5 separate regions of the Homo sapiens genome follow, and regions 2, 3, 4 and 5 are each linked to region 1. Evidence: chromatin contacts called from ENCODE Hi-C data. All regions are on one chromosome and are shown on one strand. The core of a region is the stretch at or near the end of the contact, and the rest is flanking DNA. Distances in the headings are between cores, read along the strand shown.

Region 1 (4,789 bases), core at 196-2,695:
TCCCTCCTGGGTTCAAGTGATTCTCCTGCCTCAACCTCCCGAGTAGCTGGGATTACAGGTACCTGCCACCATGTCCAGCTATTTTTTGTACTTTTAGTAGAGACGGAGCTTCACCATGTTGGCCAAGCTGGTCTTGAGCCCCTGACCTCAGGTGATCTGCCCACCTCGGCCTCCCAAAGTGTTGGGATTACAGGCATGAGCCACCGCGCCTGGCCATGGATATTAATTGAACATTCATTCAACGAACATTTATTGAACACCTGTTATAAGTGTTGGGGATACCAAGCATCTAGTGCATAATTTAGCAAAACAGATAGTTTAAAGAAAATAGTGTTAATACTTACCCCATGATATGGCAAGTACTTAGCGAATGTATCAATTGAGTGGTTTGATAGGTGGGGGAAGTGAGAGGTGATAGGGTGATAGTGGTGGTGAGTTAGAAAAAGTCTCTCACAGGCAGTACTGTTGGAATGATTATTTTCGGTAAGTTTACCAGGTAAATTCTTTGTGGATTAGGTAATGAATTTTATTAACCATTGCATCTTTGAAGCTTAGCACAGAGATTATACTTAGTAATGTAAGTATATTGGTGGAACAAACAGAACCCATAAAACATTTTGGGTTCAGCCTATTGACTTCATTGTATCGGTACAATTTTTCTCCATGTTGGGAATAGCTGGAGAGAAATTGAGAAATCAAGAAGGATGTTGATGCTTTTTAAAGAGTGTGGATGTATCCTATAGGCAACTGGGCTAGGAGAAGCTTTTAAGCAGGAAAGTTGTAGGACCAACTTTGTTTATTAGGAAGAAAATAGAATTGGAGGGTAAAGAGATCAAAAGTCAGAAAATGTTGGGAGATCATTGCCTGGGTGAGCGATGATGTTGGGTTTTTGTGACAGCAAAAATGGAGAGGAAGGGCTGAATTCTGAGAGTTTTTAAGCCTATAAGATGTAGTGACGATGAGATGAGGGAGGAAAGATGGAGAAAGTGAAAATGAGAACAACAGGGTTTGTTATGAGGCTTGTGGGCGATAACGTATGTGACAGCAATCTATAAACCCAAAATATTGCACACGGTTGTTTTTATTATCTTTTTCTAGTTGCTCTGAGTTTAGATTGAGAAGGTGGCTGTACTTTTGGAGACGTGTTCATATCTAAGGAAGATACCAAATTTCGGATTAGGTTTTTATTTCGGAGACTTTTCAAGGAACATGAGAAGATTATCTGAGAAGATTATCTGCGCAGACAGGCCGAGCGACGGAAAGAACTCAGTTCAGCTCCATCTCAGGAAACACCTGATCTCCACGAGCTTTTGAGGAAGCCCGGAGCCACAGAGCCCCACCCACTTCTTTCCCGACCGCGCCATCCTTCCTCACTCCCGGCCTCCTCTCTAGCCAATCACCGCTCAGTTTAACGTCATCACCGAGCGCCATCAGGGAGCGTGTCAGAGGCCGACCACGTGTACTGTGGAGACTGTCAAAGTCTCCCGGAGCCCAATTTCCGGAAGCGGTGAGTTCTGAAAGAAGTTCCTGCACCGTAGTTTCCCAAGTCTGCGAATCCCCAACCATGAGCGCCTCGGGCGTACTGTCCTTTACCCAGCAAGGATGGGAGCAGGTGCTGGCCAAAGTGAAACGGGCTGTGGTTTACCTGGACGCCGCCTGCGCCGAGAGCCTGCACTGGGGCTGCGGATCCACCCGTCTCCTGGAGGCGGTGGGGGGTCCTGACTGTCACCTGCGAGAGTTCGAGCCCGACGCAATTGGTGGTGGAGCCAAGCAGCCCAAGGCAGTGTTTGTGCTGAGCTGCCTGCTGAAAGGCCGGACCGTGGAGATCCTACGGGACATCATCTGCCGCAGTCACTTCCAGTATTGTGTGGTGGTCACAACCGTGAGCCACGCTGTCCACCTCACAGCTAATCATGTCCCAGCGGCGGCAGCGGCCGAGATGGAGGGGCAGCAGCCGGTGTTCGAGCAGCTGGAGGAGAAGCTGTGTGAATGGATGGGCAACATGAACTACACGGCCGAGGTGTTCCATGTCCCGTTATTGCTTGCCCCTGTTGCTCCCCACTTTGCCTTGACTCCAGCTTTTGCATCCCTTTTCCCACTGCTACCCCAGGATGTGCACCTCCTTAATAGCGCCCGACCGGACAAGAGGAAGCTGGGAAGCCTGGGTGATGTGGACTCCACTACGCTAACCCCAGAGCTGCTGCTGCAGATCAGATGCCTAGTGTCAGGCCTCAGTTCTCTGTGTGAACATTTAGGAGTACGGGAGGAGTGTTTTGCTGTAGGTTCCTTAAGTCAGGTCATCGCTGCGGATCTGGCCAATTATGCCCCTGCAAAGAACAGGAAGAAGACTGCTGCAGGCAGGGCATCAGTGGTTTTTGTGGACAGAACCCTGGATCTCACAGGTAAGTGCATTGCTCTGGAGTTCTTCATTACCATTCCCCACATTGCTGGGACTTTCATTGATTCAGCATATATTTTATTGACCTTTTATTATATATTAGATTGAGGATACAAAGATGAACTAGATGGACACGGTCTCTAATCTCACAGAGTTTATTGTCTAAAGTGGAATACAGACAGGTGAATTAGCAATTACAATAACATTTGTTAAATGCTGTAATGGGTAGAAATGTCATAAATGCCCATTGCCTTGTTAAACAACAACTTTAGCCCAAGATTATGCTGACAGGGAGGAAAACTGTGCACCTGGGAAATTTTATTTTTAGAAATTTACGAATGCCAGTATTCACAACAGTCCTTCATAAGAAGACTCTGGTTTGTTGGAGAAGTGTTAATAGATGACCCAGCGGAAGGAAAACTACTGCACAAGAAAACATAAAATTATTACAGACAATTGAGGTTTAGGAAATGAGTGTTCAAAAGTGAGGCTGAACTTAAATGTTACTAGTAAATGAGATGAAATAGAATTGTAGAAAATATTTTCAAATGTTTATTGATTTATTTTTAGCTCTCATTGTATTAAAGATTAAGTAAATAATCTCAAATTGTAATAATGTATTATTTACACAAAAGAAACAAATGTAATCCTTAAAGCAGATGAAGAAAAGACACTTTCTGATGTTTGATATGTTATTTTCAAAGGTCAACTTTATTGTTCTCTAATTAGGTTGTATAATACTGTTAGTAATATAGCCTAGCCACTTCCAAGTCCAGGGAGAATAATCGGAAAACTGACATTGGTAGGCATTCCCTTTAATCGGTCAGAAAAAAAGTTGAATTAAGTTATAAAAAACGAAATAGGTATATTTGAGTTTTTAATCTTAATAAGATTAATTTTCAGATAAAAAATGGAAAGTAGGCTAAATGGTAATACTGAGATGTAAACTTAATTATGTGACTGGAAAAACCAGGTGTCCAGTCTGTGATTTAAATATATAAGTAATAACTGTAGCATCACAGAGTCCATAGGGGATTAAAAGATAAAACCTGATAAGTAGATGCTTGTTGAGTTTTTTTGTGGATGCTATATATTACTGTTACTTCTATCTCTTTATGCCAAAAATGTAGCAAAGTTGTTTCATAATCAACTGGGAAGTTCACATAATTTTGTACCCTCCCCTAAGACTTCTGTTAGGCAAAACTTAATATCCCACTGTCCAGCATCATAGTAACAGCTCTTTACATCTTCAGTAGGTAATGCTTTTTTTTTTTTTTTTTTGAGACGGAGTCTCTCTCTGTCGCCCAGGCTGGAGTGCAATGGCGCAATCTCGCGAGGCTCACTGCAAGCTCCGCCTCCCGGGTTCACGCCATTCTCCTGCCTCAACCTCCCGAGTAGCTGGGACTACAGGCGCCCGCCACTACGCCGGGCTAACTTTTCGTATTTTTAGTAGAGACGGGGTTTCACCGTGGTCTCGATCTCCTGACCTCGCGTGATCCACCCGCCTCGGCCTCCCAAAGTGCTGGGATTACAGGCGTGAGCCACCGCGCCCTTTTTTTAAACATACAGAATAAATAAGGTGAGCATAACTTCTGCCCTCTAAAAGTTTACAATATAATGTAGTCAAGTATCAATATAACGTAGTCAAGTATGATTTAGAGCCCGGCACAGTGGCTCATGCCTGTAATCCCATCACTTTGGGAGGCTGAGGGGGGCAGACTGCTTGAGCTCAGGAGTTTGAGATCAACCTGGGCAACACAGCAAAACTCAATCTCTACAGAAAATTTAAAAATTAAATAAAAAATGAAAAAACTAGCCAGGTGTGGTGACCTGTAGTCCCAGCCACTCAGGAGGCTAAGGTGGAGGATAACTTGAGCCCAGAAGGCAGAGGTTGCAGTGAACCACCATCACATCCCTGCACTCCAACCTGGGTGACAGAGTCAGATTCTGTCTCAAAAAAGAAAAAAAAAAGAAAAAAAGAATGATTTGCAAAATAAAGACACATAGAAAGACAAAGTTGCCATTTGGCAGCAATCATTTTATAGATTCTCCCTTATCAAGTGTCCAGATCTCCTTCCCCATACTCACTTTTCTCGCTTCTAATATCACTGAGAAAATATAAGCCACTAAACAAATCTGTATTTTCCCATCACCAAATCTACCACCCTTCCTACATCTGTACCCATGTCTTTTTCCTTCCTTCATATTGAAAAGAAATATACTGTCCCTGCCACTAACGCCAACTTTTTCACCTATGTAGACTAAAGCCTCTCTTTTCACTTCTCTCATAGATTTACTGTTTTTCAAATACCCTCTCCCTTTCTTAGATCATCATTTTTTCCTTTTCTCTGTATTTTCACCCAGGGAACATCTTCTGTCTTGACCTCTCAT
Region 2 (5,255 bases), core at 1,706-4,205, 5.0 Mb after region 1:
CCCACTTTTTTTCTACATAACACTTATTGACATCTTCAGAACTAGCACTTTGCGGCACATACACTCGGGAGGAAACATTCCTCTAGATGAAAAGGAAGGTGCAATAGCTAGAAGTTACAAAAGGTAGATTCTTAGCTTGCTAAGAAAGGAAAAAATATTGACTTTGAATCTTCCTGCCACTGACATCCATCCCCTACAACTTTTACCCTAATCACATACCCCAACGCATTTTAAATATGATTTATATTCAACTTTCAGTTCACACAAATCTCAGAAAAAGTATAGGACACCTATAATATCAAGATATGAAGCCAGGATCAAAGCAGTAAGCAGGAATCATCTGGTCAAAAGAAACTCCTGGAACAGTATTTAAGGAAGACTTGCTTTACCTTAACAAACTCATGCTCAGGAACCAAAGCAGCCAAAGACTTAATCGGCTTCCCCAAGTGGACTCAATGTGTTCTAATAATACATAATCTAAAATGGGCTGATGGGTGCAGCTAATCCTCATTATTATGAGCATCATTTTATTATCATCACTTGCAAGAGCCATGTGACAATATTTACAAGATTCTGGGTTCTTTTAAAGTGCATACATACCCAAGATTCCTTTGGGAGAATGCAATTTCACATTTATATCAAAAACTGTCACTACCACAGTCAGCTCTAATATTTGATATCACTTGGTAATAAAGGTATGTCATCATATACTCAAGAGTAATTCTGTTACTCAAATCTTCCTGAGAGTTACAAATACCTCTGACTCTGCTCTTGTAGCTGTCAAGAGCATAAAATGCCCTTCCCGCTCTTTCCTCACTTTCAGACTCCAAGCCACCTCCTCCTCAAAGTCTGGCCCAACTACTTTGGACTACTATTTTTTTCCCAGTTACTGAGCACTGTCAGTACTCTTTGTTCTATCACTCTTTGGGTAATTCACTGTACACTTTCTAGTTTATTTAACTGCACAAAACTTAGTTCTCAACAAGACTATAACTGCCTTATGAACAGGGATCAACACTTAAGAATCACCAGAATCTCCTACAACATCATATAAGAACTGTTTCTTGATTTAAGTAACTAGGCTTAAGAGTAACAAATAGCAGCTTGTTTTAGACAGTTTACTATGTGCCAGATCCAGCGCTAAATGCATACATAATTATCTTACTAAATTTTCATAACTCTATAGAGGTAAGTGCTATTATTTTCTCCATCAAATACAAGAAGAAAGTGAGCCTCAGAGTAACTTGCTCAAGGTCATACTGCTAGTAAGTGGCAAAACCAGGGGCGAACCCAGGAAAGCTCTTAACTACCTCAGAACACTGCAAAGTTCCAGCCCTGCAATACCAGAGTCTATGAATGATTTCGATTTCACTGTTAGAAGTTTTAATTTCAATAGAGCAGAGACATTTTAGCTAAAAGTTAAAACTTTAAGAAAAATGAATTAAGACAAATAATTGCCCACACACATCTTTATAATAAAACGAGAGGAAAAGCCTCCCATGTCCTATTTATGAAAGTGATATTAAGGTGGGGGGGCCACAATTTCATCAAGAAGTGGCTTATGACAATATAGCTTTGGTTTAAATTTTTAAATAGGACTCTTTTTCTCTGCCCCTAGAAGGACGTGGAAATGAAAGATGGATGTGATAACTGTCAATTCAGAGCTCTGCAAAACGCCAGACTCAATTCTTGTTTTAGAAAATAAGAGCCAGGGCTCGTTCCACCCTTGACTCTTCACACAGAGTAACAAAAAAAAAAAAAAAAAAAAAAAAGCAGCACCATCCTCTGCCCTCTCTTCACACAAAGCAAGGTTTACCCCACTACCCAAAGGGGAGTGCTGATTCATACGGTCTCCCCATCCCCGCCAGAAATGGGTCCCAAACACCAACCGCTGCATAGACGTAGACGACTCTGGTCTGCCCCTGACCCCCACACCTGGTGATACCTCATCAAGCAGACCCCTCTCCTACATCCAGAATGCCCAGGGCCACCATCCGAAAGCCAGTATCTTACACAAAGCAGGATCCCTGCCTACAAAGCAGTTTCCCACCTCCGACTCCTCCCCAGGCGAACAGCCCTTCTCAAGCTGCCCCAACCCACAGACCCCAATAGGGTCCAGCACTCAGAAGGTCCACAATCCAAAGGACAACGAGCTACAACCCTGTTACTTGCGCACGCCTCGAACCCCCAACTCCAGCTGACGTTCCCTCTGCCAAAGCAAGAAAACCACAAGTCGCCACAGGAGAGCGGACCCGGCTACACAAAGCGAGGCGCCCGACCAGAGGGACCCTCAGAGGACGCTCTCCGCCCCCGGGCCCGTCCCCGCCCAGCTCCTGCCCGGCGCCTCGCGCTCACCAGCTCTCCTCCTCCTCCTCCCAGCCTGACAGGCGCTCCAGCTCGTCGGGCCGCAGCGGCTCCACCTCGTCCAGCAAGCCGCCCTCGCCCGCCGCTAGCAAGGAGGTGGCGTCCCGCAGCTCTTCGCTACTCGTCCGCCTCGGGCCCGACCCGGGCCCGCCGCCCGACTTGGCGCTGAGGCCCAAGGGGAAGCCCCGAGGAGACGCCGCGCCGGAGGAGGGAATGGACGCGCCGGCCCGAACCGGGCTGCCGGGCCCAAGGGAGCCGGCGCCCTGCACGGCCCCCGAGCGGCTCCTCAGCTGTTCGTTCTGCTTCTCCAGCTTCTTCACCAGCTCCTGCAGCTTCCGCACCTCCTGGTCCGCGTTCACGTTGGAGTTAACGTCCTCCATCCCGGCCCCGCCGCCGCCGCCGCCTCCGCCGCCCGCTCGCTCTCGCAGCGACAGGGAAAGAGACGGAGGAAAGAGGCGTCGCCGCCGCTCACTCTAGCCGAGGCGCCGGCATATAGCAGGACCAGGCCCCACCGCCAGGGTCCCCCCACCTCGGGTTCCAAAGCGCCGCTGGCCCCAGCCGAACTGCCTCATCTGCGCCGGCTCCGGGATTGGGGGAGGCGGCGCCAATATCCGGCCCCTGCCGCCATCTTCCCTCCGTCCCTCCGCCCCCCGCGGGCCGGCCCAGTCGGTGACCTCAGAGCGTCGGGGGTGGACGCGGCCGCCGGCGGGCGCTGAGAGGACCCGGCGCCAGCTCGCGGCGGGGCGGGGCCACGGACGGGGCCTATGGGGCGGGGCCGGTGCTTGAGGGGCGGGGATTAGGCCGGAAGGGGCGTGTCGGCGGATGTGGGACGCGGCCGGGCTGGCTAGGGAGGGTCCCTGCAGAACGGGAGGCCAGCAGAAGGCTCGCGGCGGGCGGGGCTGAGGTGGCTAACAAGGTCCTCGAACAGCCTCGCCTGTTGGTCTGGGCGTGTGGGCGTGTTCTCCACCCCTTACAGGGAGTGTGGGACCCGCGGGCCAGTCTCGCCCTTGTTCCGGGCCGGATCTCGAGTGGGCGCTCAGCCCGGCGGTGGAGAGACAGTTTACTTTGTTCAGCAAATATTTAATCGATGCCGACTTTTAATTGGAGATTGTCTCGGCTGGCAGGAGCCTCTAGACTGCCTGTGTCCTGTTTCTTCCCCTGAAAATAAGAAACCCCAGTTTCAGACAGTTAAGAGAGGTCTAAGGTCAAAATAATCATAATTTCTTGAGTGCTTCCTACTGGCCAGACAGTGTGCTAAGCACTTTTAAAGGCATTATCTCATCGGTTAAAACATAGTTTTCCCGACTTAAAGTTTACAGCACACTGGGGCGGAAGCGGGGGATAGTAAACCGCTTCTCTACTCCCTTTCTCCGTTTATTGACTCACACTCTGTTCTTTGGATCACTTCCTTCGGAAAAAGTTCCTCGTAGTGTGTCTTGACTTTTTTAAAAGTTGTATGTTAAAAGTAGTTAAACACGCTGACAGATACTGAAGAATGAAGAAAATTGTAAGAATGTGAAGTCTGCCTTTAGAATGCGGCAGGAAACCTAAACAAAACTTAAATGCTTTGTTTTGATCACATTATCACAGTCGTTGGTCTTCAGAGGTCAATTGTGAACGGCTTTGGCTTGTGTTTGCAGCTTTTCTTCAGTTGCCGCCTCCACCCTTAGTTTAATAACAATGATCCAGTCCTGTTACACCTGAGTGTGGACTCATGCCATGACTGACTTGCTTCTACCCTTTAGCTTTTCTAGTGCCATATTCTCCGCCTGCCATATCTGATTCTTTTCTTAAATCCCATACTCTCTCATTCAGGAAACCTCTTCCCAACAATTCCACAAAGATCTAATTATTCTGCATATTCTAGCACTACGTGATCAATAGTTCTCAATAGGTGTTTGCACTTTTTTTTAAATTGCTTTTTTCTCTAAGAATTATTTTTCGTTTGTTTTTGTCTGTTTACTTGATTTAAGGACACTTCATTTTTGCTTCCCATGTCTAGTACACTGACACAGTGGACACTCAATACTTGGTTTGTTGAAAGTTAAGTAGACTATAAGTTCTACTTAAAACCACGTAGCTATTTATTCGTAGCAAAAAACGTATTTGTGTTAAAAGTTTGCTGGCTAACTATAAGTCGAGTATTTTTCTAGCTATACAGACCTAGTCAAAGGATGTGATTGTTTGCTAACATAATTGTCAAGTAATATATATTATCTGTGTAATGCTCATCTAAATATCATTGCTCTTTCTGACCAGTCTGAACTTGTTGCCGGAGGGTTAAAAATCATGACTACTTCACGTGTAGCAGTTTTCACTTGCATTCAATGCTTTGTAAAATAGATTCCAACTAGTCAGTTTCTATAAGGCGAACCCTTCAAATATACTCCTTGAAAAGAACAGTTCACCGGACATTATGAAGTTAGCACTAATGTTTGTGGGGCAGGAAAAGCTGTTGTAGTGTGGAACAATGAATTAAGAATCAGAAAGCCTGATGTCGGGTTCTAGCTGTAGCATAAATGCACTTGACCTTGATCGCTGCTCTCTAATCTCTGGTCCTTAGTTTACTTTAGAATGCGTGAGTTGGAGGATCTCCAGTATCTCTTCCAGGATGAAAAAGTAAAGGATTCTGGTGAGGCCTCATGGTTGCAAAACATGAGAGTGAATATACTTAGATATATAGAGAAGTTCATAGTGGATAGATATACTTGGATTTTTAAATTCTATTGCCTTACTCAATGTCTTACCTTTTTCATTCAATAAATATTGAATATATCTACTATATGGCAGGCACGAATTTAGATATTTGGATGTTTAATAGGCCTCTTAAGTATCAAACAACATTCAGTTCATACACACACATACACACTACACAGCATATACACACGCTT
Region 3 (5,202 bases), core at 1,308-3,807, 8.6 Mb after region 1:
ATAGGAGGCTGAGGAGGGGGGACCATGGGGTCCGGAGATCGAGACCATCCTGGCTAACACAGTGAAACCCCGTCTCTACTAAAAACACAAAAAATTAGCCGGGTGTGGTGGCATGCGCCTGTAGTCCCAGCTACTCGGGAGGCCGAGGCAGGAGAATTGCTTGAATCTGGGAGGTAGAGTTTGCAGTCAGCCAAGATTGCGACACTGCATTCCAGCCTGGACAACAGAGTGAGACTCTGTCTCAGAAAAAAAAAAAACTTTTTGACTCTAGTAACAACGTTAAGGTTAAAACACACATTGGAGAGCTGTCCAAAAATATTTTGTTTCTTTATATCCTTATTCTATAAGTTTTTTTATTTTAAAATCTATTTTTAATTTTTTTCCTATTCAAATTTTTTTGTTAAAATGAAGACACAAACACACATGTTAGCCTAGGCCTACACAAGGTCAGGATTATCAATCTCCCTGTCTTTCACTTTCACATCTTATCCCACTGGAAGTTCATCAGGGCAATAATGCACATGGAGCTCTCATCTATAATAACAATGCCTTCTTCTGGAATACCTCCTGAAAGACCTCCTTGAGGCTGTTTTATAGTTAACTTTTAAAAATATAAATAGGGCCAAGCATGGTGGCTCACGCCTATAATCCCAGCACTTTGGGAGGCCGAGGCAGGCAGATCACGAGGTCAGGAGTTCGAGACCAGCGTGGCTAATAAGTGAAACCCCGTCTCTACTAAAAATAAAACAAAATTAGACGGGCGTGGTGGCAGCTGCCTGTAATCCCAGCTACTCAGGAGGCTGAGGCAGGAGAATTGCTTGAACTCAGGAGGCAGAGGTTGCAGTGAGCCAAGATTGTGCCATTGCACTCCAGCCTGGGTGACAGTGCGAGACTCTGTCTCAAAAAAATAAACAAATAAATAAAAATAAAAATAGAAATAGAATGAATACACTCTAAAATAATGATAAAGAGTATAATATAGCAAATACATATACCAGTAACATAGTCATTTATTATCAAGTATTATATCCTGTACATAATTGTATGTGCTAGACTTTTATGAGACTGGAAGCACAGTAGGTTTACACCTATGTAGCCACAAACACGAGTGGTGTTGCTCTACAACTTTACGTTTACTACAATGTCGCTAGGTGATAGGAATTTTTCAGTTCTGTTATAATCTTATGGGACCATTGCCAAATATCCAGTCCATTCTTTACCTAAACTTCCTTATGTGGCACATATCTGTAATTCAAGACTGTAATTCAGTCTCCACCTTTCTACAGCATTCTTTCTAAAACACGTATGTTCTAGTCTCTTATCTTCAATTCATAAAGCTTAAGTGACTCCCTATTGCCTACAATACAAAGCCTAAATTCTATGCATAGCCTACAAACTACTTCATCATTTTACCTCAATCTTTTTTGGAGAGACAGGGTCTTGCTATGTTGCCCAGGCTGGTCTCCAACTCCTGGGTTCAAGCCATCCATGCACCATGACCTCTGAAAGTGCTGGGATTACAGGCGTGAGTCACCGAATCTGGCCAAAAATCGCTTTTGCAAACTTACTGAAGGCGATAGTACTAATAAACCTGTCTATTATCAGTATGTGAGCAATGTTGCTGTTTGAAGCTAAATCAACGAGAATGTAACATCCTACTCTTCACTAAAGGATGCAAGAGGAGTCATTACATTCAAAGAAGCAGGCTGGATTTACAACCCAGGTGAAAAACTTCATATAACGAGTTTGAGGACACAGCGTTTTACATTTTTTTAACTTGTAGTTTCCACAGAAACAGAACCTTAAGTTGGCTAGGAGTCAAGATTGTATTGTTCCTAACAGAACCCTAAACGGTGTTATTAATGGAACAGTGTTCCTGATGGAACATGGTGAAGACACAACACACTTTTCTCCTTTTGAATGATAGCTGCTTTCTTTACAATAATTTCCACAGCCCAATTCCTTCCCACTCCTGTATAAACATCTGTGATACCCAGCTCAAAGCTGATTCCAGCTTCCCCTATCCCTTTCTTAGACTCATTCAGCAAAAGCCAGTACCCTATTATATAGTGTTTTCTCTTACTGAGACGCTCCCGATTTCCCATGGTACTGTTTGCCCTTTTGCAAACTTTGATGAGTTTTTTGACACAAGACGCTTATCTGTCATTGCGTTTGCAAATATGCATTCAATAGCTTGGAGTAGAGAGAGAAATGTATTCATAAATGGCAAATATATTCATGTTGCCAAACAGCAACATAAGCAACAAAGTACGTGTGAGCACTACGGTCTTACATACTAAATCTCATAAGCCTAAAGAATCTACTGCAAATCCCTCTTTGAAAGATGGGGGGGAGGGGAAAGTAGCGTAAAGTGATGACCCAGAAACTGCGATCTTCCAGGCAAGAAGAGCGCCCAGCCGCACCGCACTCGGACCGAACTCCTCGCGTCTCACCTCAGGCGTCCTAAAGGCGGTGCGCATGCGCAGCGCCCGCCAGCCACGCCGCGGTTCCTTCCTGCGCCTTTATCTGCATCCGGGTCCGTGGGATTCGCGCTCCACTGGTCAGCTGGGGTCGCTCTCGGGTGGTTGGGTGTTGCTTGTTCCCGCTGTTCCAGCATCGAAGAACCATTGGGTCTGCCGGTAAGTTTAGCGGGGGGTGCGGCGGGGGCGCCAAGAAGGGGACTCGGGTCGGGGGACCCGACGGCAACTTCGCCCTGTGCGGCCTTTGTGCTGAGACTGGGACGCCGGGCCGGGGCGGAATGGGTGCTCAGGAACCTCGAGGCTGGGGGCGCGTGGGGTCTCCCGTATTGCCACTCGCGGACCTGGTTGTCCTCTCCGGATTTGTGCCTACGGGAGAAGGCGTCCCTGCCCTCTCCTCTCTCGCGGCTTCTTCTTGACACCTCTCTCTACACTCGTTAAAAATTCCTAACAGTCATCCTCATTTGCATTCGCTGTCCTTTGCCAAGTGAGGGCCAGGCAAACGCGCAGCTGAGGGGAATCTGCAGCCCCCGCCTCCCGGGCAGGAACCACAGCCTTCTTTGCTGTCTCTCGTCCCTCCTCGGGTCGGTCCCACACGCGCGGCCAGGCCACCCTTACGCTTTCAGGACAGGTCAGGTTGAGTAGGGAAAAGCTCAGAGCAGAGGTTCTGCAAGTGTAGATTCTGGTCTTGGCCCCGCCATTAACTAGCTGTGTAACTTCACGGGTGTAGAAGTTGTCATCCACCATTGAAGTTTTGCGATTTATATTCAGCAGCCCTTTTTCCTAGCGATGCACATCCAAAATGAATCAGCACCTGAAGGAAGACGAGGGAAAGGGTGGTGCTCTGTTGTTTTTTGATGCTGTCTTGTGATGCCAGAGAATTGCATAAGGCGACAATAGTTTGGATCTCTGAGGATTGGCAAAAACTGGAAAAGTCAAATCTTAAAAACTTAAATGTGGTGAAGAAATTCTTCTTTGCTCTGGGTGAAGGGATTCATTTGGGACTTTTGGAGGTGACTCTGCGCCCTCCAGAGAGTTTAAGAAAACAAAAAGTTGCCTGTACCTTGGTCTGAGAGACTTGCTTAAACTTCGTTTCAGTGAGATGTGTGGTGTTCTTAACAAATTTCACCTGATTATGAATATCCCCTGTGATAATTTGCAAAAGCAGAGATTCCTTGGACTTCATTTCAGATCTTTTGAAACACTGTGTCTAGGGAGAGGGACCTGAGAATCTGTATTTTTAACTAGCATCGTAAGTGATTCTCAACCGGTAAGACATCTTTGGCTAATGTCTCTTTGAGTCAGAAACACTTAGTTTTAAAGCCAGCTCCCCGGGCCACTTTTTAACGTCAGCAATAAACTTCTCGTAGTTGCAGTTTTCTGTATATGAAGAGTGAGAATAATGCTTTCAACCTCAGAGACAAGTGATTCTAAGCCCTTTGACAATAGAGTTAATCATTTTTGTGTCTACAGAACCTAGCATAGTGCTTAGAATATAATAGGTCTTCAAACGTGTGTTGAACTGAGAAAAATAACATGCCCAGGATGCAGAAGACATTGGAAAGCTCTAATGCTTCTCGTCCTCCTTACCTTATTTTTTTTCCGTTTTATTAACAATCAGCTGGCCATATATTCTTGTTAGAAGTAAATATATCTTTTGATGTTCATTACAGCCAATAATTCTTTCTGATTCTTTGGTTTAACTCTAAAATTGTTTTTGACATTAGATTATGGATTATATTTAAGTGGAGGCTGAGTCCAGTTGTTGGACTGAATTTATGACTTACTATGTAATTTATTTTCTGTAAATAAATAATTGTTATCGGGCCAGAATTCTAGATCATGGTGACCATGATTTTTTGTTGTTGTGTCAGAATTCGAAACTGTTACCTTCTTAAAGACATTTAGATTCCATACATTTATTTTAATAAGACCTTTTAATCTCATTAATTTAGAAAATTTGACTTATTACTCTATGTAAAGTGTGTGGGTACAAAACTCAGGAATGCTGAAACCATGTTATAAAAAGCTTGGTATTGGTGACTGATCCATTTAATATAAAAATAAGAATTAAAAATCTAAGAATTATGGGAATTATTACAGAATGTTCAGTAAATGTTATAAGGGGACGTTTATAAACTATTGATGGTAATGTCAGTTCAACTTCTGTAGAAAAAAGTATGAAGATTTCTCAAAGAACTGAAAATAGAACTACCATTTGATCAGGCAATCTCACTACTGGGTATCTACCCGAAGGAAAATAATTCATTATATCAAAAAGATACCCGCATTCATTTTTATCTCAGCACTATTCACAGTGAGGCAGTAGAATAGGGTCTGGAGGCAGAGGACTTAAGGCCAATTCGTGCTGACTTCCTAAAGCTAAATCAAAGGAAAACACCAAGGTCTGGGGGCAGGAAATCTAAGGCCAATTTGTGCTGACTTCCTAAAAGAGAAAACACCTGCGTCTGGGGGCAGGTAACCTAAAGCCAGTTAACCAATTAACGCAAACTTCCTAAAGCTAGACCAAAAGGAAAAAACCCATCTCCCCATGCCCAAGTAGCAAAGGACCAAAGGCTACTCTCCCTACGATCGACTGCCTTCCACCACCTCTCAGATGGAAGGGGAAAGTGCCTTGGATTGTCCGTGGACTAAGCATGGGCCATCCCTTCATCTGCATAGGGAGCCAATTCACCTCAGCCTTTAATTAGCCACGGACCAAATC
Region 4 (5,420 bases), core at 595-3,094, 5.9 Mb after region 1:
ACCTCATAGAGATGGAACTACAAGAGACAGACATATGTTTTGAAAACCTCTTGGATTACACACATAAGAACATCCTCTTACTAATCAAAGGGCAAATATTAAGCGCTGTCTCTCTTGCAAGTTGTTAACTATTTTGGAAACCATATTTGTTGCAGGCTAAATTTTGTCCCATCCAAATTCAAGAGTAAAGATCAAATTCTTCTTAGTACTCAGTGTTGCTTGAAAGATGAGTTAGGACCTAATTCTCTGTCCTCTGACTAAACCTTGGGCCCTGTTAGGTGTGTCATTTTACCTTATTTAGTCATGTTACGTGGCCTTAGGTAAGCCATATCATTTCAGTTCCTCAGCAGGGGTAGTCAAGCATGCAAACTGAGATCACCGTTTCTGGCCTCAGACCAGTGATTTTGTAACTACTATCTATGTGACCTTACAAAATATATTACTTCAAGTTCATTTCCTCATCTGTAATACCCACTGTACAAGGCTGTAGCAGGAATTAGTAAGATAAAAATATATGAAGGGTTTGACATATAGTAGATGCTTGAAAGTACTTTTCTCCCAATTATTATAATACATAAAATTTAAGTTTTTTTCTCAAAATAGACCTTACCCATCATTAGATTTACAGAAAGACTCAGGTGAAGTAGTTTTCCAGACTTCTCATTTTAACTATTACTAGGGGAGCTCCTATTCACAAAGTATCTTAAGACAATTACATTTAAGATAGGGCAATGAGTGTTGTGCATCTATCTGCATTAAGAACTAGAAAGTGGTAAATAAGTGAGGGACAGCTAAAATATCATGAAAACTCACGGGAGAAAGAAATTGACTTCACCTTTTAGAGTTGAGGCACACAGAGAAAGGACGTAGGAGGTAAACCTAGAATGCTGCTAATGAGTAGTTTTTCTCTGCGTAGCCCATAGATTGAATACTTTCTCTTCTGCTTCACCATTTTGCACCACTTTTATTATTAAATTTATAAATTAGATTGTAATTCCTGTTTCTGGTCTACTAGTTATTATTATCCGCTTTTGCAGGACATGCTCATTTTACCACCACTGAATTCTTCAGCACCTGATTAAAGTAACAGCTGTAATAAGAAATAACAGAAAGGATATTTGGACTTTGAGCTTAGTCCAACATTAATAGCATGGCTCTTGAGTCTGATTGATTTTGTTTAACTTCAGACTGGGCCTCTTACTTAGGTCAGTGATTTTTAGCGTTGCCAGATAAAATACAGGACACCAGTTAAATTTGAATTTCAGATGGACAAATAATTTTCAGTATAAATATATCCCATACAATATTTAGGGGATACTTACAACAAAATATTATTGTTTATCTGAAATTTCACATTTAACTGGACGCTTGGTATTTTCATTTGCTAAATCTGACAACCTTAGTGACTTCTCTAATCATGTTTGCTTTCTGCAAATAGGGCTGAAAATAGTACCTTCTCCCTAGGATGATCTATATACAGAACGTTGCTCATGGCAAAACCTTAATTTACCTTGCAAATCAGGATACTTTAGTAGAGACTTCTGTTAAAACTCTGGGACAATGACCATGCCCAGGCACCCAAAAAGATGGTTACCTTTATTCGACGGTTTTCTAAAGAGCACAGAGAAAGTTCAATAGAACCCTAAACAAAGGTACAAACTGCGTTGAAAGATACGTAAATGTGCCTTTAATAGCACAAGGGTATCTTAGCCACATCACTGCAAACTGCAGTCTCCCTGGTTACGGGGAAAGCGGTAGTTCGGTCTCTGCGCAAGCGCACAGGGACTTCTTGGGTCCACGCCCCTCCCCGCCGGCGAGAGTCACGTGGGCGAGTCGTAGCTTTAGACAAGCGGCCAGCCTTGACACGTGACCCAAGCCCCAGCTTCGCGCAGGGATGGAGCCGGAAGAGGGGACGCCCTTGTGGCGGCTGCAGAAGCTGCCGGCCGAGCTGGGCCCGCAGGTGAGGGCGGGTACCGGGGGAAGCGGCGCGGGGCCTGGGATTCGCGACAGCCCGGCGTGCGGATCAGGCCGGGTGCGACCCGGACGCCTTCGCAAGCTCCCTAGGGAAGGGAGGAGGAAGGGGCGTGATTTCGGGTGGTTGGTCCCCGCCTTCCCTGGGGAGCCTAGGAGGACAGCTTGGGGCGCCACCCCCAGCCTAGAGGTGCAGCTCCAGGGGCTTTGCGCGCAGAAGCGCCCACACCAGACTGGGCTTTGAAAGCTTAAGTCGGTGTTTGCTGCCTCTTAGTATACGTTTTCTTAATTCATTCAACACATAACCTCCCAAAGGCTCCCTACCTACCGGACAGCAGGTACAGAGCTAGGTGCTGGAATACAATGTGACAAAGACCGAAGCGGACCCTGCCTCCCCCCTTGAGGGTGGTTGGTAGGAAGAGAAATAACTGGGCGAGTTACTTTAGTTAGGATCGTCCCAAGAGGTGATGTACCCATTGACTTCCAGTCTGTAAAAGAACCTGGCTTGTAAGAATCTGGAAAAAGCAACCACATTCATTTGTTCAGCCAGTTTTTCATTGAAGTCTACCATAGATTGAGCGCCCCGATGGGATGAGGTAAATGGTGAGTGAGACACAGCCTGTGCCCTGGTGGAGCATCTTTTTTATAAGTCTCAATTTTGGCTTCCTGTTTCCTCTATTCCATTTATACTGGAGAAAGTGTGGAGGAGACAGAAAGGAATGAACTTACCTCCTGCCAGGGTCAAGAAAAAAAAACACCTAATTCTTTTCTTTGTTTTTGCAAGTGAGGAACCTGAAATGTCAGCAGAAATTTTGGCTAACTTGCCCAGGATTGCCCATCCAGTTAGTGGCAGAGCTGGAACTTATGCTCAGATCTGTTGATTCTGAGTGTTTTATTGGCTTTTGGCTCTCCTTGTCTTCACTCTACCCATTTAGATAAGGCCCATAACCTTTATTACCATATATGTCGATGACTTCTAAATCTTTAGGTCCAGCCAAAAATTTCTTCCTCTATGGTTCAAGAATGCCAGGTAAAAAACAAAACAAAACCCCAAAAACCCCAAACCAAAATCTCTTCCCTGAGTGTCAGGCTTCTGCCACAGGTACCTCAAATTCAGTATGCCCTTGCCTCAGCTCTTCTTTCCCCCTGGACCTACTCCTCCCGTAGCCTCATTTTCGGTTTGTGGCACCACCACTTTCACCCAGCCCCTCTCAACCTGACGTTCTAGGTTTCATCCATGGCCCCCCCTTTTCACATCTCTTCTACCTCTTTACTGCCTCCATTTTGAGTGTCCTCAACAATTTAAGCCCCTTAATCTTTAACTCCTTAACTGAAAATTGAGGCATCTGGGCTCACCCTCTCTCTTACATCTTCCAACCTGTTAGCAAATATATGGAAAAATAATGCAAATGTGTGAATAGGTTGCTTCCCGGTTGAGCACAGATTGAAGTCTAGGCTCTTTTACTTTGTACACAAGGCCCTTTTTGATTTGGCTCCACCCACCTCTCCAGCCTTGTCTCCTGTCACCCCCTAGGCACCCCCCAAAATAACTTGCTTGTGTCTAGAAATGCACTTCTTCTCTCCTGTTTTGCTTGGCCAACTACTCATCCTTTTAAGATGGACTTTTCCTTGCTTCCTCTCTGTGCTCCTTCGTACCTTGTATATATTTTTATTATGGCCCCATCATTCTAAATTACATGTATTTGTATGTTTGCCTTTTTCGAATGGACTAAAGCTCTGTTATGGTAGGGCCTTATTTATTCTCAGTTTCCTCATTTGTAAAATAGAAATAATAACAATGGTTACTTCAGAGTTGTAGTGAGGATCAGTCCAGAGTGTGGTACCTAGTTAGGGATCCATAACGGTAGCTATTATAGTTTCTTTGCCATTAAATAAAGTCATTTCCATGACCTTTGTCATTAAATAAGGTCATTTCCATGACTTTATTTAATAACTGGGATGAAGTGTTCATTACATATTTGTGAATGAATAACAAACATATTCCAAAAAAGATAATGCTTTTATTTTTCAGTTTGAGTTCTGGGTTTTTTTTTTAGCATGGGGACAGTATAGGATAAGGTGTAGAGAATTTTGAATGGATTCAAAATTGAGTATGTTGATTTATGGTAAATAAAAATTCAGTTTGTATAGTATATTAGCCACCATTTGGAAGCAGTTGCTTGTGTTCTGGCATGTGTGGTGTTAGAGGGAAGGAGTTATTAGTTAAAATGGGGTGGAATATGATTATTTCCAAGTTATTTGGTTCAAATACTCCTCTTGTAAGATACAAATAACTTCAAGAAAGATAACCTTATTAAATGTTAAGTGCTTAGAATAGTACTGGCATTGTGTTATCTCAGTTAATAGATGCTGAAGGCATGAATTGGAGGAGGAGGACTAGTGATAATAATTAGAATGGTAACGAGGGCTAGCAATGTCTACATGTCTTTGTACATGCCAGGAAGATGCCAAGTGATTTGCACGTATTCTTATTCCATCCTTACAGCAAGATTAAGAGAATAGATGATATCCTCATTTAACACTTGAGGAAGCAGACTCAGAACATTTAAATAAAACTTGAAAATACTGAAACTGGGATTGGAACTGGATAGTTTTATTCCAAAATCCGTAGTCTTAATCACTATGCTCAGTTATACATGTGTTAGGCTTTCTGTTGCTGATATTAAGATACTAATAGGATAGAAAGGAAAGTAAAAAAAGGAAAAAAGTACTGGAGACTTTCTGGGAATACAGCAAAAGTAACTGCTGAGCTGGGTGCGGTGGTGCTCGTCTGCAGTCCTAACTACTTGGGAGGCTGAGATGGGAAAATTGCTTGAGTTCAGGAGTTCAAGGCCAGCCTGGGCAACATAGTGAGACCCTCAAAAGAAAAAAAAGTATGTTGTGAAAATGGAGGCAAAGCAAAATGAAGCTTATAGGCCTACAGTAAGAGACTTTGATATAAGTCCTATCCTTTTGTTTGGTCGTTGCTATAAATATGGAATCTTTTATATGTATCTTCCTTTTAGTTTTTTCATTATGTAATTTTTATAACAAAATTATTTTAGCTTCTGAAGGTCAACATAATAATAGAAAGTCTAGGATTTTTATGAGTTCTAATTTTTAATTAGAATAATCTTAAAAGTGGTTTATACATTTTAACTTAAGCTGGTCTTGCAGATAACATGAACATCTCCCAACATTTGTTTGTTAAGAGGAAGATAAATTTGTTTCATCATTTTACTTATAAGTACATTTATTTCCTTTTTTCTTGCTAGCTTCTTCACAAAATAATTGATGGCATTTGTGGTCGAGCTTATCCTGTGTACCAAGATTATCACACTGTTTGGGAATCAGAAGAATGGATGCACGTTTTAGAAGATATTGCCAAATTTTTCAAAGCCATAGTTGGTAAAAACTTACCTGATGAAGAGGTAACTTCTCTGCACATT
Region 5 (5,274 bases), core at 2,627-5,126, 5.5 Mb after region 1:
AAACTATACTACAAGGCTACAGTAATCAAAACAGCATGGCATTGGTACCAAAACAGAGAGATAGACCAATAGAACAGAACAGAGGCCTCAGAAACAACACCACACATCTACAACCATCTGATCTTTGACAAACCTGACAAAAACAAGAAATGGGGAAAGGATTCCCTATTTAATAAATGGTGCTGGGAAAACTGGCTAGCCATATATAGAAAATTGAAACTGGATTCCTTCCTTACACCTTACACAAAGATTAACTCAAGATGGATTAAAGACTTAAATGTAAGACCTAAAACCATAAAAACCCTAAAAGAATACCTAGACAATGCAATTCAGGACACAGGCACGGGCAAAGACTTCATAACTAAAACACCAAAAGCAATGGCAACAAAGGCCAAAATAGACACATGGGATCTAATTAAACTAAAGAGCTTCTGCACAGCAAAATAAACTATCATCAGAGTGAACAGGCAACCTACAGAATGGGTGAAAATTTTTGCAATCTATCCATCTGACAAAGGGCTAATATCCAGAATCTACAAAGAACTTAAACAAAAGTACAAGAAAAAACAACCCCATCAAAAAGTGGGCAAAATATATGGATAGACGCTTCTCAAAAGAAGACATTTATGCAGCCAGCAGACATATGAAAAAATGCTCATCATCACTGGTTATCAGAGAAATGCAAATCAAAACCACAATGAGATACCATCTCACGCCAGTTAGAATGGCAATCATTAAAAAGTCAGGAAACAACAGATGCTGGAGAAGATGTGGAGAAATAGGAATGCTTTCACACTGTTCTTGGGAGTGTAAATGATTTCAACCATTGTGGAAGACAGTGTGGCGATTCCTCAAGGATCTAGAACTAGAAATACCATTTGACCCAGCAATCCCATTACTGGGTATATACCCAAAGGATTATAAATCATGCTACTATAAAGATACATGCACAGGCATGTTTACTGAGGCACTATTCACAATAGCAAAGACTTAGAACCAACCCAAATGTCCATCAATAATAGACTGGATAAAGAAAATGTGCCATATATACACCATGGAATACTATGCAGCCATAAAAAAGGATGAGTTCATGTCCTTTGCAGGGACATGGATGAAGCTGGAAACCATCATTCTCAGCAAAATATCACAAGGACAGAAGACCAAACACCACATGTTCTCACTCATAAGTGGGAGTTGAACACTGAGAACACATGGACACATGGAGGGGAACATCGCACACAAGGGCCTGTTGCAGGGTGGGGGGCTGGTGGAGGGATAGCTTTAGGAGAAATACCTAATGTAAATGACAAGTTGATGTGTGCAGCCAACCAACATTGCACATGTATACCTATGTAAGAAACTTGCACATTGTGCACACGTACCCTAGAACTTAAAGTATAATAAAAAAAAATTGTTTTGACGATAACAATACCTACTTCATGGTTATTGTGAAGATTAGATGAGTAAAAGAAAAAAGGACCTAGAAGAATGCTGGCACATAGAAAGCACTCAAGGATTGCTGGTCACTGTTATTAGCTATTGAATATTTGAGGGAACAGAAAAAATTTCTCAATAAAGTTTGACATGGAAATTTAGATAATATGCTAGTCCAGCTCTCTGGCATATAACATAATTCTAAGAAGGATCTCTCTTTTTAGTAGCCACTCAATACTTCTTGGACATTACTCAGTGATAATTACTATATTCTCTCTCAGAGTATAACAGCTCCTTTCCTGTATGTGAAAACCCCACTGAAGAAAAGTCTCACTTTAGGGTTTTCAAACTTTGAAAGCTGGTTGCAGCTTTAAACTTACAGTTCTTATACAAGTGCAGCATTAAGAGAGTTGCTGTGCACCTGTTAGTTTCTAGCCAATGAAGTTATATCATTCTCAGAGATGTTATTTCTTTTCTTCTTTTCATTTTTCTGAGACGGAGTTTTGCTCTTTTGCCCAGGCTGGAGTGAAGTGGCGCGATCTTGGCTCATTACAACCTCCGCCCCCTGGGTTCAAACAATTCTCCTGCCTCAGCCTCCCTAGTAGCTGTGATTATAGGCACCCACCACCATGCCCAGCTAATTTTTGTATGTTTAATAGAGACAGGGTTTCGCCATGTTGGCCAGGCTTGCCTCAAACTCCTGACCTAAGGTGATCCACCCGCCTTGGCATCCCAAAGTACTAGGATTACAGGCGTGAGCCACCATGCCTGGCCATGGGATGTCATTTTTGAGTTTGGTTAATGTACAGGCAATTCTGCAATATCTATGTTTAAGACATTAAAAGCATGGTTTCTAATACTAGACTACTTAGGATTGAATCTTGGCTTCACTACTTCCTAGCTGTATGATCAAGGGCAAATTGCTTAATCTCTCTGTGCCTCAGTGTTCTCAGTTGTAAAACGGGGATAATAAACACGGTTACTGTGAGTACCAAATTAGTTAATACATAACGTAAAACACTTTAAACAGTGCCTGACATCTAATAAATGCTATCTAAATATTATAATAGAAATTTATGGTTAAAATAGAAGAATTAACTAAGTTGAAGGACTGTACAATAAGCCATCAATATGTTTCTCAATCCCAGACAGACCCCAGAATGAATTTTTGCAATCTACCTGTCAGTATATATGCACATGTATCTTATTGGAAAACTCAGCAAAATCATAAGATTTAGGTCCTGGCCCTCAACTATTTTCCTTAACAAAATCTACTTTAGGGAGATGCTGTGAAGGTAAAAATTAGCATGTCCCAGGGAAAGCTCATTGCACACTACAAAGGACTATGACAATAACAGGCTTTAGATTTATTTTCTACATTGGCTCTAGCATTTTAGAAGGGTACTTTTACTACTCAAGCCACTTTCCTGCAACTCTCCCCCGAATTTCCCTCCTTCACAGTGGCCAACCTCAAAGCGTTTTCAATGTAAGTGCCTTTCCTGTTAGTGAGACTTCCCTATGAAAATAAATAGTTTAAAGGTTGTTGGAGCCTAAAACTCACTAAGCCTGGAGAGAGATGTGACTGTCATCTGAGTTACACGTGGTTACAACTTCTGTTTCTCAGATTATAGATTAACTTGCTTTCTTATTTTTCTTGTTCTATACAATGGCTAGAGAGAATTAAACGAAGTTAAGGACAAAAACTTCCTGCCTTCTTAATGATCCTTATAGATTAACTTCTGCTTTGTTGCCCCGGTTTGCTTAGACCAGATGACAGAAAATCCTTTATGAAAAATGTTAAATGTACACTTCCCAAAAAGAAACACTGTCTATAATCAAATTGTTGTAACTATTCTCTAACCTTGTATGAGAAAATGCTGTAATCCTGCTAAAAAACCTCTCAGTTTCTGCCTATATAAGTGAAATCTTAAATCTCTACTTCGGAACGCTGACTCCTTCCTTGGAGTCGGTGTTTCTAGGTAGGCTATCCTCAAACTTCGCGCTTTTGATTATTTTACATTGACACCTCCTGTCATCCGCAAGCTCAAAGGCAAGGCTAATAAAAGATGGCAGAGAGCCAATTAGGGACAGAGCCATGTAATCCTCATACCCAGGTGAGTTTAGGGCAGTCTTGCAGAAGCAGAAGCAAATTGTGGGGTCACGAAACCCTCCGGACCCGCCCGCCTCCACCACCACGCGCCCCTATGACCTTCGACCCCTCCCTAGCCCCAGAGCACGCCGGGAGTTGTAGTTCCCAAAGGCCTGTTCGGGCCAGCGCAGGCGCTTGGGGTTTCCCTCCCACCCAACCCCCGCACTTTACCGGATAAGGAAGCGGCCCGTGCTGCCACGCAGTCGCCGGAACGCGGGCGGGGGCTTCTGGGAGTTGTAGTCTGTTGGGGGCGTGCGCAGTCGGTAAGGAGACGTAGCTTTCCGTGGGGTGTACCACTGCAGTTGGTTCCCGGCGGGAGACGCAGGGTCAGTCTGTGACTCTTCCCCTACCACGCTCCCGCAGAGGCTGAGGAGGCGGTTTCGACTTCTCCTCCGGCTTTCTGTCTTCGGCACTGTGTGCTTCTTGCTCCGCGGTTTATTTCTGTACCTAGTCCTCCCTCCCCTCTTCGGTCCATCTCCAAAGCCCGGGCTTGGCGGGGACTCGCCCTCCGGTAAAGGCAGGGCCGCGACCTCCTAAAACCCGGTCGCCGCCCTGCAGGAACCTTCCTCACTCGGCCCCTCACACCGGGTTTCCGCACTGACCCTCCTTCGCCTCGGTCCTCGCTGCGCTCACCTCCTTCCACTCTTTTTTTTTTTTTTCTCCTTTGCAGGGATGGAAGCTTCCTGGCGCCAGGTGGCCGGTGGCCGAGGCCGATCCCGGGGACGGGCCACTGCCGCCCCCTCAGGAAATGGAGTCCATCTCCGCGGCGCCGGAGGAGGGCGAGAGAAGGGGTCGGTGGGCGCAGTTCCTTCTGGCACCAGTCCCGGAGGAGTCGCGACCACGGCGGCTGCAGGGAGCAGGCACAGCCCCGCAGGATCCCAAGCCCTGCAGACTACCGCAGCCAGCGGTGAGAATGGCTCCCGCCCGCGTGCTCACCTGGATGCCTCCTAAGGCAGTTACTAGTCAGGACCGCCTCCGCCCTCGCCTTCTTTCTTTCACTGCTTTTCCCCTCGTTCGGGAGTTTGTTATCGGGCCCACTTCTCCAGCCTTTCGGGTGGCTGCTCTTTTCGGCACTCTAGGTAGATTTCCATCGCACCTCTTTCATCTTAATTTTAGGTGGTATTACCTTTGTTACTTCCCTCCACTCTTGCCTACTTGAATCTCCAGACCATCAGTTGTAAATTGTGGCCCGGTGTTCTGATTTGGTCTATAATGTTGTTTGGTTAACACAGAGTTTTAAATGTGGATTGATTGTCAGCGGTTGTTTGTCGTTTTTAAAAATCTGGTTAACAACCTTGTGGCTTTAGTTATCTTTGTGCATGGCAACAGTCAGCTCGGCTGAGTCACAGAAATCCCATTTAGATTGGACTTGGGCATTCCATCTCACATTCTCTCTCATTTCTGGAGCCAGGTGTCATTTGTCATCTTTACCTTTGCCTTTGTTTCTTGACTTGTCTTATTCCTTGTAAGCACTTGAGCTTTTGATACCTTCCTTGACTGTAGTTCCTATTTACAAATTCCATGTCCTTCTGTGGACATATCTGGTGTTGCCTCCGATATATCAATACTTTTCATCCAAGACCATGTTTTCGTGGAGCCAGGGAGGACTTACACACAATTGTGCATGGGGCCGAGGGAATAATCCCTGAAATCATTTTATTTTTGTGTTTGGAATGCATTTCAGGATACAT

The links. A loop is a pair of places that touch in the nucleus more often than their neighbours do. Pooled maps may share reads with other maps.
Region 2: a map of CD8-positive, alpha-beta T cell shows a loop between it and region 1 (8-fold over the local background). The contact joins the promoter of SLAIN2 here to the promoter of SCFD2 in region 1. A Hi-C loop is called at or near these places in 3 of 168 maps with a recorded cell type or tissue (CD8-positive, alpha-beta T cell and naive thymus-derived CD4-positive, alpha-beta T cell) and 9 of 50 pooled maps.
Region 3: a pooled map shows a loop between it and region 1 (4-fold over the local background). The contact joins the promoter of GNPDA2 here to the promoter of SCFD2 in region 1. A Hi-C loop is called at or near these places in 2 of 50 pooled maps.
Region 4: a map of CD4-positive, alpha-beta memory T cell shows a loop between it and region 1 (20-fold over the local background). The contact joins the promoter of COMMD8 here to the promoter of SCFD2 in region 1. A Hi-C loop is called at or near these places in 2 of 168 maps with a recorded cell type or tissue (CD4-positive, alpha-beta memory T cell and naive thymus-derived CD4-positive, alpha-beta T cell) and 5 of 50 pooled maps.
Region 5: a map of naive thymus-derived CD4-positive, alpha-beta T cell shows a loop between it and region 1 (19-fold over the local background). The contact joins the promoter of NFXL1 here to the promoter of SCFD2 in region 1. A Hi-C loop is called at or near these places in 3 of 168 maps with a recorded cell type or tissue (CD4-positive, alpha-beta T cell and naive thymus-derived CD4-positive, alpha-beta T cell) and 8 of 50 pooled maps.

What each region holds. Positions count from the first base shown.
Region 1 is chr4:53,362,717-53,367,505 of GRCh38, reverse strand. It overlaps SCFD2 (sec1 family domain containing 2), which reads left to right and starts at 1,445. Exons shown (of 9, transcript NM_152540.4): 1 at 1,445-2,402. The coding sequence starts at 1,565. RefSeq lists enhancers at 1,480-1,529, 1,550-1,749, 1,970-2,019.
Region 2 is chr4:48,339,229-48,344,483 of GRCh38, reverse strand. It overlaps SLAIN2 (SLAIN motif family member 2), which reads right to left and starts at 2,955. Exons shown (of 8, transcript NM_020846.2): 1 at 2,356-2,955. The coding sequence starts at 2,744. RefSeq lists silencers at 2,475-2,784, 2,925-3,264 and enhancers at 2,095-3,008, 3,415-3,534.
Region 3 is chr4:44,723,911-44,729,112 of GRCh38, reverse strand. It overlaps GNPDA2 (glucosamine-6-phosphate deaminase 2), which reads left to right and starts at 2,557. Exons shown (of 7, transcript NM_138335.3): 1 at 2,557-2,639. RefSeq lists an enhancer at 2,225-2,354 and a silencer at 2,847-3,141.
Region 4 is chr4:47,460,126-47,465,545 of GRCh38, reverse strand. COMMD8 (COMM domain containing 8) reads left to right here and starts at 1,844. Exons shown (of 5, transcript NM_017845.5): 1 at 1,844-1,960; 2 at 5,247-5,402. The coding sequence starts at 1,895. It overlaps LOC107986277 (a long non-coding RNA gene), which reads right to left and starts at 1,663. Exons shown (of 3, transcript XR_001741683.3): 1 at 1,595-1,663. RefSeq lists an enhancer at 156-205 and a silencer at 1,854-2,113.
Region 5 is chr4:47,913,185-47,918,458 of GRCh38, reverse strand. It overlaps NFXL1 (nuclear transcription factor, X-box binding like 1), which reads left to right and starts at 3,876. Exons shown (of 23, transcript NM_001278624.2): 1 at 3,876-4,094; 2 at 4,254-4,490. The coding sequence starts at 4,256. It overlaps LOC101927157 (a long non-coding RNA gene), which reads right to left and starts at 4,232. Exons shown (of 3, transcript NR_125879.1): 1 at 3,755-4,232. RefSeq lists enhancers at 3,896-4,125, 3,636-4,321, 4,322-5,008.